2 separate regions of the Homo sapiens genome follow, and region 1 is linked to region 2. Evidence: chromatin loops called from intact Hi-C (ENCODE). Cell type or tissue: endothelial cell of umbilical vein. All regions are shown on one strand.

What was found. Peaks named below come from ENCODE experiments on the same cell type or tissue, not always from the same donor. Only the 100,000 strongest peaks of a DNase experiment are listed, where the experiment ranks them.
Region 1: it touches region 2 in a loop (4-fold over the local background); 3 of 110 quality-filtered maps call a loop at or near these places.

Annotation. Positions count from the first base shown.
Region 1 is chr1:90,045,161-90,047,660 of GRCh38, reverse strand. No RefSeq gene overlaps it. Among named protein-coding and RNA genes, the nearest start is that of ZNF326, 51 kb to the right of the region's middle. In endothelial cell of umbilical vein, a CTCF peak has its summit at 1,482; no DNase peak of the experiment used is centred here; H3K27me3 peaks cover 317 bases.
Region 2 is chr1:91,281,646-91,284,145 of GRCh38, reverse strand. The region is part of intron 30 of HFM1 (helicase for meiosis 1); the gene reads left to right. Among named protein-coding and RNA genes, the nearest start is that of HFM1, 120 kb to the left of the region's middle. In endothelial cell of umbilical vein, a CTCF peak has its summit at 1,259 (motif pointing left); a DNase peak (open chromatin) is centred at 1,265.

The sequences.
Region 1 (2,500 bases), 1.2 Mb after region 2:
CCTTCAAGGATCCGCTTGGTCATTTAACAAACATTTACTGAATACCTATTATATTCAAAGTAGTATTCTAGGTGCTTGAGATAGATCAGTGAACAAAAAAACAAAGATCCCTGCACTCATGGATCTTTTATATTCTAGTAGGAGGATGGGAGAACAGACAATAAACATAATAAATTATATAATGTGTTCAAAAGTGGTAAGTGCTATGGGGGAAAAAGAAAACTAAGGCAGGAAAGAAAAGCTGATGAAACAGAAAAGAGGAAACAGATTACCAGGGGAAAAGTACTATGAACAAAGGCCTGAAAGTTTAAGGGGAATGCCATAATCAAAGAACTGAAGATAGGGTGGTGTGGCCAGAGTCAAAAGCAATATTAAAGATGTATGTGTGTGCAGCCCCTACCTCAGGCCTCATCTCAACTCAACGATTTGCGCTAAGCACCGTTATTTGCACATTGCCCCCACCTTTTTTCTGGAACTCATGACAGTTTGCTTTTTGTTCTTATCCCTATGGATACATGTCTGAAACCTAGAAAGAAAAAGTACAAGAACTAATTTAACAATTTTTAATTTGAAATTCCATGAGATGGAGCTGAAAAGTCTTTGGTGCCTAACAACAATCAAAAAGAATTGTCAAACACCTATACATCGTAGGGAATCAGATGTGAAAATGCACAGTAGATACGGTCCTTGTCCATCAAACAAAGTATGGCAGAAAAGGGAGAAGCAAGCCCCCCACCTCTGCACAGTCCAGCATGGCTCTGCAACAGTAGGACCCACTGCTCAGGGCCCAGCAGTGACATCACCTGGTGGAAGACACCACAGCCAAGCACTAGAAACAGAAAGAAGAAGCCTCGTGCCACTTGCTTCACAGGCAGTCTAGACAGCAGGCAAAGACTGAGAGGTAAAACAACAGAGATGAGAAAGAACTAGAGGTTCTGCAATAGTGAGTTAGGTTTAAAAAAAAAAAAAAGCAATATGAGTTATTATTGTAACCATGGCTTCATTTCCCACCCTTATCCCAGGTTAACCTGTCTTGAGGAAAAGCCGCCAATAGCAGCAAGGACTGTGGACTGTATTCACTACTGTAACTATAATAGCAAATGTATCTTAAAAGTGCTGCTGTGATGAATCTAATTCTCTTTCCTTTAAATACAAACCAAAGTCTTCAGGACAGAGTTAGCCTTCAGGCTAAAAATTCCCCATTGAAATTCTAATCCCAGCTCTTTCATTGAAATAGCATCAATCAGACCAACACCAGTAAATAAGTTCTTTAAGTTCTTAACTCACTTCTTTAAAAGAGGTTTCCATAATCAGTTTGGAGATAGGTTCCCCGAAAGTTAAGCTCCAGATCCATATGCTGTGCCCAAAGACAGCAACTTAGAAATTATTTTCTCCAACTTTAAGAAGGGGATATGGTTTAATTGACAACAACAAAAAAAGATGCAGAAAAATGTGATTTTATGGGCTGAATCCCTTTTGAAAGGTGGGACTCTGCTGCCCCCTGCTTCCCACTATAAAAACTGCTTAGGGCAGAACTGGCAATCACTAAATCATTGAAGAACCAGTCTCTGTCTGTCTGTCTCTCTCTCTCTCTGACACACACACACACACACACACACACACACGCACATATACACATGCACACATACCCCCAAACCAAAATTACTGACAATACTTTAGCTTAGGGTCTCCAAAGACATCCTCTGTTACCCAAACCCCTTTATTATGTAAACACTGGTTACCTAGACACAGTGATAAGGGCCCAGGATGGCTTCAGCAAGCTGAAGGGCACCATAGATCTGTCTTTAGAATCTTCCGTCTGTGCTCTTCCTGGAATACTCCTTGGATTTTGACCATCATTTCCTTGCTGACAGAGAATCTCCAACACTTACCACCCAAACTTTATTCATACTTGAATATCCGAAAAGGCCTTCAAACTCAAATGACCAAAACGAAGCTTAACATTTCTCCTCACAAACCAACAAATATGAGGCTTTCCTTCAGTGAGCTTGATTTATTTTCATGGTACCACTATTCTTCAGTCACTCTAGTTAAAAAATCGTATTCCATCTTTGATATTTTTCCATCTCACTGACCTCCTGCTTCAAATGAATGGCAGGTACTGCCTTCTTCTATGCACATCTTTTAAACCTGTTGCCTCCTCTCCAGCTACCCATGTTTAGGCCTTCCTTGGGGCGTCACCTTTTCTGTCTGGAATGTTACACTAGCCTTCTAACTGCACTCTCCACCTCATACCAGCTTGTCTTCATTCCAATACATCTTAAAATTGCTGGCAGGTTCATCCTCCTGAAGTACAGCTCTGCTCATTTCACCCCATTGTCTCCCTCATGCCTCAGACAAAAATCCAAACCCTCTAGGCTAGCATCCAAGGCTCTCCATGACCTGCCACCCACTGATTCTTCTACTGCATTCAAGTGACCTGCATATAAGGCACATATTGTTCCCTAGAGACAGTGCATGATTTTCTTCTGTGCCTTGC
Region 2 (2,500 bases):
AGTCTACTTTTCTTTATATTCTTTGGTGTGTATGTGCATTAAGTTGCAAAATCAAGGACTCCAGTTCAGTGTATTCCTTTTCTGCATAAATAAATAACAAAATGATAGTAAAATATTTGACAGAAAAATGAAAAGGAGACTCTCTCATCATTAAAAAAAGTAAAACCATGAATTGCATAAATCTATGATTAGCATAAATGGAGAACTGCAAAAGTGAAAGTAATACTAAAAAAATACTCCAGTAGCTTCTGCACAGACCAAATTATTTGAATTTATAATTAGAAAGTTATGCTAAGTGTGACAGAGATTCTTGCTATTTTTTATTTATTGTCTGGACTTCTTTTTTTAAAGAAGTGACCCTTGCCCCGCCACCTGTTAATGACTCTGTTAAAGTAATTTTAAGTATTTTCTTTCAATACATTTCTATTTGATATTATTAATAAATTTACTTTAAATGCTTGGAACTAGAGACTTTATAACATGTAAATTAATACAATATGTGGCAAAACTATGAAAATATTTGCACCTCAGATTATGACAGTGATGGAATATGGAATCTGCTATCTTTAGAGTATACTTAAGAGTGCAGCTTAGGCTGGGCACAGTGACTCACACCTGTAGTCTCAGCACTTTGGGAGGCCGAAGTGGGTGGATTGCTTGAACTTACAGGTTCGAGACCAGCCTGGGCAACATGGCTGGTCTTTACAAACCCTGTCTCTACAAAAAATACAAAAATTAGCTGGGTGTGGTGGTGCATGCCTGTAGTCCCAGCTACTGAGGGGGCTGAGTTGGGAGGATCACTTGAGCCTGGGAGGCTGAAGTTTCAGTGAGCCGTGATGGTGCCACTGCACTCCTGCCTAGGTGATAGAGCCAGACTTTTTCTCAGAAGAGTACAGCTTAGATTATTTTTTTTCTGAGAACCTTATCTTTCTAATTACCAATATCTGTAAGCTTATATTTGCTAATAAGATAAATTCAGACAATTCTCAGGAGGTAGGGAGGGCGGCAGGGTAAAGGGAGCACTTTTATTTTCAAAGTACCATTCGTAACAAAAATACAGCAAAAAGATTTCGTCAGGTAGTATCCATGTGCTAGTGTTCTATAAACAAACAAACAAAACTTGCATACAGTCCTCATTCCTGACAAGACTTGCCAACTTTGCCTTGAAATTTTTGGGAGCCCTCGGAATCTCTCTAATTAGAGTCCCAGATCCTAGTTGCTGCCACTGGGAGCAAATGTGCTTAGTCATTGTGCACCACCTTGTGGCAGCGTTTAGACATGCATCTTTTTTAGAAGTTCTTTAGTATTTAAGACCCAAAGGCAACTCTTTATTCTTCATTTTAAAACAGCAACTTGCAAAGCTTTTCTTCCAAGTCTTCCCACCTCAAAACAAAGGTTCCTTCTCTAAATAACTTAAATGAATCCTCTGGGAGAGCTAAAGCAACTGGTACAACTAGAGAGAGAATTGTTGATAGATCAGTCTCTGGAATTAGACTACCTTGAATTAGAATCTCAAATTTGCTACTTACTAACAGCATAGTCTTGAGCATCTTACTTAACCTCTGTAAGAATTAATTTTCTCATAGGTGAAATGGAGATATAATAGGAACCTTATAGGCAGACAACCAAGGGTGATGAGACATTTTAGGAAAATGTAGAATGTGTGAAAGTCCAAAATAAGGAAATAGAAAATGGATGAAAGAGCAACAGGATAATTCAGGAATGTAATAAAACCTAATATAAAACTTTAGTAACGTCCGAGAAATTAAAGATTAAATTGCAACCACAAAACTGAATAGGATGCCATTTTAAAATAAAAAGAACCAGAGCAAGCACAGAGAAGCAAAAATTATGTTTGGAAGGAAAACCGGAGGTCTCGAACATAAAGTCAATACCTTCTCAATGAAAGCAAAAAGTCAAGGAGACAGAAAATATAAGAGAAAAGGGGGGCAATTTAAGAACCCAGTATCTAACTTATAAGTGTTCAAGAAAGAACAAACAAATCAGAAGAAATAATTTGAGAAACGTTTTCAGAACTGAAGTGAGACAGAAATCTTCACATTAAAAAGTCTTACTTAATGCTAGTTAGGATGAATGAAAGGTCTACAAATAAAGCTAATTGCAATATTTCAGAACATTGTGGATAAAGACAAAATTGTAAATGCTTACGAGGCACAAAAATTTAAAAATGTAATAGTCTTTTAGTGAGCAATGTTGGATGCTAAAAGTCAATTGATTTAAAATTCCAGGGGGAAGCCAGGCACAGTGGTTTGTGCCTGTAATCTCAGCTACTTGGAAGAATGAGAAGGCAGGAGTGCGTGCGCCCAAGAGTTCGAGGCTGCGGTGAGCTGTGGTCTCACACCTGCACTCCAGCCTGGGTGACAGAGCGAGACCCTGTCTCCAAAACTGTAATAATAAAAAATAAAATTCCAAGGGAAAAATGATTTTCAACCTTATGTTCTATGCCCAGCCAAACTACTAAGTATGAAAGTAATATAAA